Regions from separate parts of the Homo sapiens genome. Here region 1 is linked to region 2. Evidence: chromatin contacts called from ENCODE Hi-C or POLR2A ChIA-PET data. All regions are on one chromosome and are shown on one strand. The core of a region is the stretch at or near the end of the contact, and the rest is flanking DNA. Distances in the headings are between cores, read along the strand shown. Region 1 holds the start of LFNG (LFNG O-fucosylpeptide 3-beta-N-acetylglucosaminyltransferase). Region 2 holds the start of MICALL2 (MICAL like 2).

Region 1 (4,699 bases), core at 2,200-4,699, 1.1 Mb before region 2:
AGCCCAGGAATGCCGTGGGAGGCGGAGGGCCAGCCCCTGCAGACGCTCCACTGCGCCGCTGGGTTAAAAGGAAAATGCTTTCTTAATGAGATCAAGGGAGGCCTGTTCTCCCGAGATTTGGTGGTGCCCTAAAAACCCAGCCCAAGGCTACGGAGATTAAAGTCACCTTTGTTCAGCTCAGGGAGCAGGGAGGCCTCTAGAACAGCATCTGAGAAGGCGGGGCTATGGGGTGCGGGGGTGCCGGTCGAACTGTCTCCCGACACCTGAGCCACCAGGAGGGGAGGAAAAAGGCGCTGCTGGGCTATAGGCCTCACCTGCCGCTCAGAGCCTCAGTCTCGTCTTCAGTAAAATGGGCATAACAGAGCTCCCCTGGGCAGAGAACAAAGTGCAAAGACAGATTCTCTCCCTTCCTCTCCCTGACAGCCCTCGGAGGTGGGTGCCATTACCAGCTGAGGCCCAAGTGGGGAAACTGAGGCCCAGAGAGGTGCAGGCACCAGCCTGAGGTCATACCCTGGGGCCGAGGCGGTGCTAGACCAGCCCAGTCCCTGCCTTCTAGGGACCCAGACCCCCCAGTGCCACCTAACTTTCCAGACGAAGACGGGGCTGCAGGAGGAAGAGCCGGGTGGATGAGGGTGGACGGGGGCGGGGGCCGGGGGACACCCACAGGAAGCAGCATTGTTCCTGGAGCCGCGATTCAAAGAAACACAGGATGCCAAGTTCTCCCCAGCAATTGTGGCCGCTGTGGTGGCAGCGCGGCAGCCTGGCTGCTCCTGGGAGGGGCGGGGAACCTCTGGGCCAAAGGCCAGGCTCTTCATCCTGGACTCCAGGCCCATCTCAGCGCGGCCCCTGCTGACCAACCGACCCTCCCCCCAGCCACCACTCCAGTTGCTAGAAGTTTCCTGCACAACCCCCATGCTGTGGTCATCACCATGCCCGGATGGAGTGCCCTTTCTGGGCACTTTTTTACTCTTAGTCTAGCTCAAATGGCGCCTCCTCCAGGAAGTCTTCCCTCCTCCCTCCCTTCCCCCAGCATGTGGGTCAGATGCCCACTGTTGCCTCACACAGCCTCTCGGGGTTTTCCCCCCGCACAGCCCTGACATCTTTCTATCTCCCCCATCAGACCATGTCTGAGTCATTCCGTGCAGGGCTGGGAGAGGGGGGCCCTCTTCTGTGGGTTTCCAGGACCCCTGCCCATCACCCACCACAAGGGGGTCTTTGCTTGCTGTGTGCTGGTGAACTGATGCTGAGGGCAGATTCAACCTGTCCCCTGGTGGGGTGACCCTCCAGTAGGGACCTCAGGGCTCAAGGGAGTGATGGCCCCCACCTCGACCCTGAGTGCCCGCCGGGTTCACCCCATGCCTGCAGGCTTTGCCAGTCTCTTACAACGTGCTCCTGGAAGGACCATGTTCCCCCATTTCAGAGATCAGAGTGAGGGTCTGAGAGGCCCCAGGTCTTGCTCAGGATCACACAGCCCAGCCCTCTGACCACATCCCCTCTGTTGGAGAAAGGCCCCAAATTCCAAGATGAGAGGTGCTCAGAGCTGGTGGTAGCCCAGAGTGGGGCTGAAGGATGCCCAAGATCACATAGCAGTAAGGCTTGAGTGCTGGGGGTGGGGGGGCCAGGCTCAGGGATGGTGCCCCAAAAGGACTGTCAGTAAGAGATGCTGGGGGGGCCCGCTGGTCCCCTCATCGCCAGGCAACCTGAGTGGCCAGCACGCCAGCAGCGGTTCCCACGGAGCGCGTAGCTGCACACAAGGGGCCCGACGCCTTTCTCGCTGGAGAAAGGGGCTTTGTTACCTTGCCCAAGGGGCCGGCGTGAGAGCCGCCCGGCGCTGGGAATCCTAACGGCCCGGCCGCCAAACAAAACCCACGGCCCCCGCCGCCCCCTCCCGCCAGCCCGCTGAGCCCCTGGGAATGGGACGCTGTGTTCCCAGGAGGCTGCCATGGGGTTCCCAGGGCCCCTTCCCCACGCCAGGACCAGGGAGGACCCTGCCCCTCCCCGTCGCCCTCATGACCTCACCAAGCCCTGCTCCCACCCACCCACAGTGCCCCAAAACAGGACAGCGCCAGGTCAGAAGGCCCTGGGTCTCCGGGGTTTGAGCAGGGAGGAAGGCGTGCAGGGTCTTCCCTGAGCCCCCACCCTCACAGCAAATGCCTCTGCATCTCCCAGCCCAGAGACACCCCCCCAGTCCCCGACTGCAAGCCCCACACACTGTCCCCATCCCGCCCCAGCCCAACCGTCCTGCTGTGGCCTCGAGGGAAATGTTCAAAGTGGGGTGTGTCTTAATTATGTGTGTGTAAGAAGCTGATGCCCAACTGAAGTGGGCTGTGCCCAAGGTTGCAGGCCTCAGAGACTACTGCACTGTGCGGGGAGGGTCCCCACACAGACCCCAAAACCTGGAGTTCTTTGAGATGTACTCCCCAGGACCCACCAACCAGCAATGACTTCCCTCCCTCCCCGTACCTTAACACTGTGATGAGGAAAGGGCCCAGAGGTCAGAACCCCTCACTTCTCTAAAGGAAGAGCCTTTCTCCCCAGGAAGGGGTCTGAGCTGAGGGTGGGTCCGAACAGAATTTGCTTGTGGAAGTTTGAGGACATAATGCCCTATGAATGCGCTCCAATGTTTACGGGGTGAGAAGTATCACAGGGCACCAACCCCAAGCACTGGAGACTGGTGTAGGGTCCTGCAGCCATCCAGGACTCTGGAGCTGGACAGGAGGCGGGGCCCCGGGGACAGTAACACAACTGTAACGGGAGAGTGGCCCCAGCAGGCAAACTGGGTGCACCGGGGTGCACTGGCGTCGCCCACAGATGGCCCTAGTGGCTGGATGGGGATGCAGCCTGACTCCCATGGGACACTGCCACCAGCTGGACCAGATGGTGGGTCCCCGCCCCGCTCGCCCGCCAGTCCAGGCCGCGGGGGGCTCACCATCTCCTTGTGGCGCGAGATCCAGGTCTCCAGCAGCAGGTCGAGGCGCGCGCGGTGGAACTTTTTGGTGGTCTTGACAGCGATGAAGACGTCTCGGGGCGCGAGCGGCTCGGCCAGGGGGCGCGGGTGGCCGTCGGCGGGGCGGGGGGCAGCCCCGGGCGGCGGGCCCGCATCTCTGCGCGCGCGGGTGAGCAGGCTGAAGTACTCGGACAGACTGTGCACGTCGCGGACCAGCGCCCCGGGCGCCGCCGCCGCCGCCCCCAGCCCGGGCGCCGGGGCAGCCCCCGCGGGGCCCGCCAGGCTGCGCAGCGCGCGCCGGCCGCGCTCGGCGGGCAGTGGAGGCGGCGGCGGGTCGGCGGTGAGCACCAGCAGGCAGGCGAGCAGCGCGCCCGCCAGCGCCAGCAGCAGGCGCCGGCCGCAGCGCTTGAGCATGGTGGGGTGGCGGCCGCGCGGCGCGCCCTTCCCCGTGCGCCTGCCTTGCACCGACCCGAAGCCCGTCGCTCCGGCGGCGCAGTCCAGCAGCGCAGCACCAGTGTCCCGCGCTCTTAAACCTCCCCGCCCCGGTCCCGCCCCCGTGCGCTCATTGGCTCCCGGGCTCGGGGGCGGGGCCTCGCGCCGGTCGCCGCTCCACGCCCGCAGACCCACGTGGGGCCGCGGCTGGGGGCTGGGAACTGCCCAGAGGGCGCAGCGGCCCCGCCCCCGGCGCGCACGTGCACGCCCCGCACCCCCCCCGCCCCGGGTAGCCCCTGCGGGCCGCCGAGGGGCTTGGGGACGGGCCCGGCCCGCGCCGGTGTCCCTGAAGAGGAAACCCAGCCTGGCCAGCGCCGTCCGGGGATGCACCGGGCGTCCCGGCACGGGAGGGGCGCGCCCTCGGCGCAGCGGGCAGGGTGCTGAGACCCGGGCTCTGGGCTCCGACGCACCGCGGGGGACATCCTACTTCCTCGCTGTGCGCTTCCCCTCCTGAGCACGGCTTCCTCCCCTTGGGACGCGGCAGGCCTTGCAAACTGGGGTGGCGCCTGGGTCTTCCCGAGCGCTCGGTTCAGGGGAGCCGTTATTTGTACAGAGCAAGAGCTTGGCCACCTGTGCCGCAGGTGGGGACACGAGGTTCTAACGAGAAAGCACCAGAACCAAATTCCACTCCTTCCTCCCTGGCTGATTTCCTCGATCCTGGCCCTCCGTCGGGAGGGTTGGCTCCCCGAAATCCTCAGGCGCCCCATGGCGAGGAGAAACGAAGGCCGCCACTTCCCTCGCCGGATGAAAGGCCGCCTTCTGTCCCATTTGGTCTCCTTGCGCTCGGGCCAGATGCGGCCCAGCTGTGCGCCCTCCCCACCCCGCCTCCCCGGCACACGGCCCCCATCCCCGGCCCTTCCCACGGGCCCGGGCCCGCCCCTCGCACGAGCGGGGGCGGCAGGAATGCGCGCCGGCAGCCGAGGGTGAGGGGCGAGGGGCCCGGAAGTGGCCAAGGGTCGCCTGAGCAGGGTGTGAGCCCCCTGCCCGCCACGTCCTCCGGAAGCGTGGACGGAGGCGGCTCTGCCCGTGGCTGCGCTGTCTTCCCGTGCCCTCCTAAGCAGGGTCTCTGCGACCACCACGACCACCACCGCCACCACCGTGGCTAAACTGCCCCCCTCGGAGTTATGTTCACGCCTGAGATGGCATTTTAAATTCTTTAAGTGCCCTTGGAGCCCCTCTCCTTACCTCTACCTGAATGTCAGCCGCAAGACAGCAGCGACCTGGTGTCATTCAGACCTGGAACAGGTTTTGGGACATAGT
Region 2 (7,377 bases), core at 91-2,590:
AGGCAGCTGGCCATGAACACTACGGTGTCTCACCAGGGACCAGCCTCAGAAAAGATCTGGAACAGCACCATTGGCTGGGGTTGGAAGACCTCAGTTTCTCCTCCTCCCAAGGGGCACAGAGAAGCTGCCCTGACTCCCTGCCAGGGGCTACTGCGGGAAAACACCTTCCTTCCTGCAGGCCCTGCCCAGACAAGCCCTGGCCCCACAGCCAGGAGGGTAGGCCCCCCTCACATGGCTGGTGTCAGTGATTCCGCCCTCGTCCAGCCCCCGTGGCCACAGACAAGGTTCCCCAAGGATAACGGGGCCAGGGGCCAGTCTGGGATAATTTAGGGCCCCAGCAGAGGGACTTTCCTTATTTCTTCTGTCACAGCTCAAAGTGGAAAATTGGAACTACCCTGCAAGTCAGCCTGAGGAATCTCCTGCCCCAGGAACAGATCCTGCCCACAGGCCCCCAGAAGAAAAGCACAGGCCAGCTGTGCAACTCCGGCTCCACGGCCCCCTTCCTGGCCTCAGTTTCTCCTCTGGCAATGCCCAGGCCTCACCTCTGCCTTGCCTGGAACCCCCGCTGGCATGTAGCGGCCTGGAAAGAGAAACCAGATGCGGACGTCCTTTGAAACCCTGAAACACAAGGCGCCTCCTGCTCCCCGGGAGGCCGGGCTGCCGAGGGCTGAGGCCCTAGACAGGGCAGGGTGTTCGAGCCTCAGTGTCCCCGTTTGTCAACGGCCTTTCCTGCCTCTTCTCCATGGCGGTGGGGTGAGATGGTGGTGGGAGGTGGGGCGGCGAAAAAGAAAATTCCAGGTCTCCGCAGGGGTCCAGAATGGCAGGACCCCCAAGCAGACCGCGCCCCTTCACCGGTTGGGGGTCTCGGCCCTCAGCGGCGGGGCGGGGCCTGGGGAGGGGCCAGGCGGCGTGGGGCGGGGCCTGTCGGGCGGGACCTGACAGCGTGGGGGCGGGACTTACCAGGAGGCGGGACGTGCCTAGGGCGCGAGCCCGTACTGGGGCCGGGCGGCGTGGGGCGGGGCCTCTCGGGAGGCAAAACCTGGAGGCTGGGGGCGGGGCCTGTCCGGAGTCGGGGCCTGCCTGGAGCGGGAGCCTGTGCCGGGGCCAGGAGGCGTGGGAACGGGGCCTATCAGGAGGCAGGACCCGGCGGCTGGGGGCGGGGCCTGTCGGGAGGTGGGGCCTGCCTGGGCGGGAGCCTATGCCGGGGCTGGGAGGTGTGAGGACGGGGCCTATCCGGAGGCAGGACTTGGCGGCTGGGGGCGGGGCCTACAAGGAGGCGGGGCCGGCGGGGGCGGGGCCGGGCTCGGCTTCTCTTAGGGACCCGGCACTCGTCGCCCTCAGTCCGGCTCAGCTGGGGCTGGGCGCCGTGGGTCTGGCGGTTCCGTAGCGGTCCCAGCGTCTGTCCCGCCGGCCGGGCGGTCGCGGCACAGCCGCGGGAAGGTGTCGGAGGGCGGTTCCGCCGCGCGGCGGGCGCGCCGCCCACATGGCGGCCATCAGGGCGCTGCAACAGTGGTGCCGGCAGCAGTGCGAGGGCTACCGCGACGTGAATATCTGCAACATGACCACGTCGTTCCGCGACGGCCTGGCTTTCTGCGCCATCCTGCACCGCCACCGGCCCGACCTCATGTAAGTCCTGCCTGGCGCCCTTTGATTCTTCTGCTGTTCGGCTGCGCGCTGACACGGGCGGGGAAACTGAGGCCCGGGCGGCTGGGGGATGGGGAGCCGAGGCGTGGGACTGGGCAGGCACAGCCCACCGTGCAGCCCCCCGAGGCTGTCCTCAGTGGCCTCAGTGTGCCCGGACACCGAATGCAGCTGGGCCAGAGCCATGGCATCCCCCGCCCGCCGGCTGAGTCAGACGTGACTCAGGGCGGCTCCTGGGCCCTGGCTTCAGTCCAGTCCCCCTCTGTGTCCCTGGGAAAGGCCAGCAGAGCTGCCTCTTTGGGCCCTCCGAGGCTCTCACTGCCCAGGGGCCTGGCCACCAGATGGGGTCCCTGGATAGCCCTCGTATGGGCACTGACCCTCCCCCAGCCTGTTCAGGCCCCTGGGGGGATGTGGCCAGGGCCACTGTGGGGGAGCGGCCAGTGCAGGGCAGGAAGCCCCCAGACCCCAGGTGCTGCTGCCAGCCGGGCCTCTGAGGCCCCGGGTGATAGGGCCCGAGATGGAGAACAGCCCCCATCTCTGGGAGCAGCAGGAGGTGGCAGGGGTTGAGGACTAGGCTGTCTCTCCCCAGGAGGGTCTTGGCGTGTGTAGCTGGGCAGCTGGCCCTGCCCGTTGCTGAATCTTGGCCCGAGCCTGGACCTGCTCCATTGTTTATTCACTCAGCAAACGCTCTTTGGCTAAATGACTGGGACCAGGCTTGCTGGGACAGAGATCTGTGTGTCGGGGCTGGGGGCCAGACGCTCAGGAAGGGGGGCCCTCAACGGCCACCTGCAGCCCAGGCACCTTCTGGGCAAAGCGTTCTCCTGAGTGTGTTTTTGGTGGGAAGGTCTCGGGGTTGGGAGGAGCCACAGGCAGCACCTGGGGCCTCTGTCAGGCCGCAGCTGTGCAGACCAGAGAACCGAGGCTAAGAGGAGGGGTCCTTGCTCAGGTCACACAGCCCCAGCCCGTTGCGCAGATCCGGGGCTCCTCCCCTGTGCCCCTGGACACTGTCCTGCCAGTCCCACTCTCTGCAGGAAGCTGGGGTCTTGAGCAACAGCCTCGGCCCCTGCTCTGAGGTTGTGACATGCATTCGTGGAGCCACCAGGGGCTTCCATTTGGCGTTTGGGCAGCAGCCGCTCTCCCTCGCCAGGAACGTGCCTCTGTTGCCCTTGCAGGCAGAAGATGCTGGGCACAAGGTGCGTGCTTCCACATGGAAAGCCTGACGCTGAGCTTTGAAGGAGAGGGCCAGGGACCTGGAGACTGGGAGAAGGACCCGGAATGGGGAGGAAGGCAGGCGAGACCCCACCCCCGGGGCTGCAGGGTCCTGGATGAGGCTGGCTGGTGGCTGAGCCCAGGCATCCAAGCTGGGGCCAGCCCGAAAAGCCTCTGGGGTGGGGAGAGGCGTTGCCACCGGCTGCTGGCCACCAGCTTCATGGATCACTGGTGTCGCCGGAGATTTGGGGCCCTCTGGTCCTGGGGAGCTTCTCTGTACTCCCTGCCGGCTCAGACGTGCCTGTGGGCAGTGCCCAGGGTGAGCACAGGTGCATGTGCATGCACTGGCACGGTGGTCGCTGTGTATCTCCTCAGTGCACTGACAGTTATTGAGTACCTGCTGTGTACCCAGCACTGAGTCCTGTGCCAGTTCCCCTCAGCCTCCAGATGCAGGGAGCAATGTTCCGGTCACAGAGACAGACAGGGAACAGGTAAATGAATAAAAGCCCAGGGTGGCTCCAGAGAGTGCAGAGGCCAGAACAGGAAGGAGGCGGGAGAGAGAGGAGGCCCTCTGCCCCCAGCTCCGGTGGGTGTGGAGTTACCCAAGCTGTGGCTGACTTGGTTCTGTCCCCACTGGACTGTCAGCTCCAGAGGGTGGGGGCTCTGTTTTGTTCACTGCTGCACCCCTGGTGCCTGGAACTGGGCTCGGTAGATACCAGCACATGGTTGGAGTTCTGCAGATAAGGGCCTTTCAGTTGGGGTTCAGTAGATATGGTAGGAGCTTAGTAGGTGCCCACGTGCAGAAGGACAGAGGAGAAGGCCATGTGCCCTTGGAGGCAGAGATCAGAGAGGTGCAGCCACAAGCCAAGGGTGTCCTGGGCTGGAAGAGGCAGGAAGGACCCTCCCCGAGAACCTCCTTAGGCAGCAAGGCCCAGCCCACACCTTGATGTCGGAGTCCGGCCTCCAGAGCCGTGAGAAAACAAATTCCTGGTGTTTTAAGCCCCAGAGTTTGTGGCAATTTGTTACGGCAGTAGGAAGAAGCTAGTACAGGCTTCCATGGGTGTTGGGGCGTGGGGGCCTCTGTAGACCCTGGCTGATGGAAAACCCGGAGTGTCATGGGGGTCGGGTGTGCACCAGGGTGTGGGGACATGCGCTTGTATGGGTGCCTGGGCCCTTTGCTTTTATTCCAGAGTTGGAGTCTCGCTCTGTCGCCCAGGCTGGAGTGCAGTGGCACCGTCTTAGCTCACTGCATTCTTGAACACCTGGACTCAAGCAATCCTCCCACCTCAACCTCCCGAGTAGCTGGGACCATGCCTGGCTAATTTTCTTATTTTTAATTTAATTTTATCTATTTATTTATTTATTTATTTATTTGAGACAGAGTCTAGCTCTGTCGCCCAGGCTGGAGTGCAGTGGTGCGATCTCAGCTCACTGCAACCTCCGCCTCCCAGGTTCAAGTGATCCTCCTGCCTCAGCCTCCCAAGTAGCTGGGGTTAAAGGGGTGCACCCCCACACCCAGCCGATTTTCATATTTTTTCTAGAGACGGGGTTTTGCCATGTTGGCCAGGCTGGTGTGTAACTCCTGACCTCAAGTGATCCATCTGCCCTCTTCAGCCTCCCAAAGTTCTGGGGTTATGGGCGCGAGCCACTGCGTCTGGCCTGTGTCTGGCTACTTTCACTCAGCATATTGTTTCTTTTTTAAATTGAGATGGGTTCTGGCTATATTGCCCAGGCTGGTCTTGAACTCCTGGCCTCAAGTAATCCTCCTGCCTCAGCCTCCCGAAGCGCTGGGATTACAGATGTGAGCCGCCGCGCCTGGCCCCTGGCTCTTTGGACGTGCCTGCCTCTGTGCCTTCATCACCCCCATCCCGTGCCCTCAGCCTCTGCTCCCTGCCGTACCTCTGGATGAGGTGGTGGCTGGGGTGGAGGTCTCCTCATGCAGCCCTTGGCTGTCCCTCCTGTCCCCAGTAGTCTTCAGGAAGGGAGGAAACGCGTGTGAGGGACAGGCACAGACCGGTTGTCCTCTCAGGGCAGCTCTGAGGTCAGACTCTGTGTGAGGCCCCGCCCTTGCCACCTCATTCCCCTCTCCTTCCAGTGAAGACCCCTTGACAGCAGAAGGGTGGACGTCCTGTCTCCCTGTCTGTAGCTCTGCCACCAGGAAGTCCTTCCCTTTGTCTGGCCTTAGTCCTTCCTGCTGCACGCAGAGAGCACTTCCGCTTGGCCCTCAGGGAGAGCAGCTGTGAAGGAACCAGCTCGGGCGCCAGGCCAGCCAGGTGGGGCACCCGGGCTCCTGGTTCTGCCTCTGCCCCACCGACCCCGGGTGGAGGGGGCGGGGATCCGGACATTCCTGTGTACCATGTTCCGGCTCCTTGAGCCACGTGTGACCACACTGGGGAGCCCCACAGGTACAGAGAGGTGTCCGTGAATCTCCGCTTTACGGCCAGGAAACAGGATCGCCCAGCCACGCCCACCAGGAGGTGGCAGGGTGGGCGGGTCCCCTGCCTGGTCAGCCTGCCTGTGCCCGCCTGCCCTGTCTCACCTGCGGCTGTGGGTTCTCTGCAGCCAGGCCTCAGGGCGCCTGCCCCCGGGCGCTGTTTCCATACTGGTGTCACAGGGCAGCTGGGCAGCCAGGTGAGCTCAGAAACCACCCAGAACAAACAGCCCCACCTCCCGCCTCACCTCCCTCAGCCAGTCAGCCTGTCGGGGCTGGAGCAGCTCTGCCATGGGCTGGCTCCTTTCATTCCTGGGCCCAAGCAGGTCTCCAGGCACAGCCCTCGGGCAGATGGGGCAGGGGGCACAGCGTGTCTGGGCTGGGAGGGAGCAGGGCTGGAGGGAGGGCAGGCGTTGTGCGTGGCGCAGGAAGCCGTCCAGCAGGTGGGAGAACATTGCGGCCTCCTTCTTGGGGTTCGTGGCTGGGGGCATTTGTCGGATTTGTGGCCAGGCCTTGGGAGGGTGTCGTGAAGTTGGGTCTCTGCTGCACCCTCAGTTCCAAGGCAGGGTCCCTTAAGTTTTCCTGGTCCCTGCAGCTCTGGAGGCGGGCTCAGGGCTGGGCCAGGAAGTGGGGGTGGCTGGGGCGGCCGCTGTGCAGTGCATGGAGCCCTCCAGCAGTGGCTCCCAAGGGTGGCGGGGCTCCCCGAGACACCACTATTGTTGGGGGCCAGGGGAGAGACTCACGCAGAGGCCCCCACCCAGAAGCTCCCAGGCAGTGCCCTCACTTCCTGGGCCAGGGCCGAGGGTGGGCTGACCTCCTCTCCCACGCGGGGTTGGGTCAGCAGGAAGCTGCTTGTGGACAGAGGCCTTCTGTTCCTGCCCCAGGGCCTGTAGCCAGACCTCTGTGGCCGCCTCTGGCCGGAACCCTCCAGGACGGGCGCGGGAGGGGGCTGCCTGTCCACCTACTGCAGGGGGACTGCCCAGGGCCCCACACTTTCCTTCCAGAGGCCCAGTGTGCAAGGTGGGGGCTCTGCGGCCTCCCCTCCCCAGTCGTCACCGCCCCCTGCCCACCCCCTCCTCTCCTGAGCTCTGCCTGGCCATGTCCTCGCTGTCTCTGAGGTTTGCTCCTTCCCCGAGTCCCCTCTCTGCCATCCCGACTGTGCCATCTGGTCCCTGTCTCTCTTGGGCCTCCCTCCACCATCTCCGCTGGGGTCTTCCTCTCTCTCTCCAGCTCTCTCTGTCCGTCCACCTGCCTCTCCCCACTCCCTCTGCTCCCTTCTCCGTGGGATTCTCTCCTGATGTGCTGGATGTGCCTCGGCTGGGGCTCCTTCCCTTCCAAGTCCTGCACCCCCCCGCCCTCCCCACTCCATGGCGGAATCTTGTTCCAGGAAGTAAACAGTGTGATGTCGGCCACCCAGGAATTTGGAGGGGGGTATACATTCCCAAGAGCCCCCAGAGGCGCCGGGGCAGAGGCCGGCTGGACTCCATGGGCTGAAGTTGATGGTCGTGGGTCAGTTAGAGGGGTGGTGGGGGCAGGTGTGGCCGGGCAGGGGCACGCACGGTGGAGAGTTGGCCAGGGCAAATCTTGTGACCGACACACAGACGGCAAATTCATTCCTTCAGCCAGTGTTGAAAGAATAAGTTACTGCCACAGAAATCTCACCAAGCACAGAACAAATGCATCACACGCATTTATAGGGCACCGACTGTGTGCCTGGCCCACGGTGTGTGTCTTGGAGCCGGGCCATGGTATACCTGATTTTAATTCTGAGGCTTCAAATAAGAGAAGATTAAACCCTGGAGGATGCCATGTCTCGGAGGTGGGCAACCTGCAGCCCCCATCCCACAGCCTGCAGGTTTGCAGCGGTGGCTGGGGCTGTGTCCCAGTTCCAGCCGTCTCACCATGGGTAGCTGGTCACTTGCTGAGTGGGGGGAAGCTGATGCATTTTTGTCCGGCAAGGACAGGGGTGTCCACCTGCTCAAGCTGCCCTTGCAAGGTCCCCCAAACGGGCGGTTTCAACAACGGAAAGTGTCCTCCCGCAGTTCTGCAGGCCAACGTCCCGGACGGAGGTGTGAGCAGGGCTGGGCCCTCCTGGG

What was found. Hi-C counts contacts between places; a loop is a spot of excess contacts on that map. ChIA-PET counts read pairs that join two places held with the same protein, here RNA polymerase II (POLR2A). Pooled maps may share reads with other maps.
Region 1: a loop to region 2 is called in a pooled map, with 8 times the contacts of the local background. The contact joins the promoter of LFNG here to the promoter of MICALL2 in region 2. A Hi-C loop is called at or near these places in 1 of 37 single-sample maps with no recorded cell type and 8 of 50 pooled maps. POLR2A ChIA-PET finds 5 or more read pairs at or near these places in 1 of 52 experiments (WTC11).

Annotation. Positions count from the first base shown.
Region 1 is chr7:2,518,524-2,523,222 of GRCh38, reverse strand. LFNG (LFNG O-fucosylpeptide 3-beta-N-acetylglucosaminyltransferase) reads right to left here and starts at 3,449. Exons shown (of 8, transcript NM_001040167.2): 1 at 2,930-3,449. The coding sequence starts at 3,361. RefSeq lists enhancers at 1-246, 1,113-1,172, 1,213-1,342 and silencers at 3,274-3,383, 3,394-3,923.
Region 2 is chr7:1,453,433-1,460,809 of GRCh38, reverse strand. It overlaps MICALL2 (MICAL like 2), which reads left to right and starts at 1,340. Exons shown (of 17, transcript NM_182924.4): 1 at 1,340-1,626. The coding sequence starts at 1,484. It overlaps MICALL2-DT (MICALL2 divergent transcript), which reads right to left and starts at 891. Exons shown (of 2, transcript XR_001745046.2): 1 at 543-891. RefSeq lists enhancers at 1-517, 1,941-2,663, 2,664-3,386 and silencers at 848-1,567, 6,003-6,297.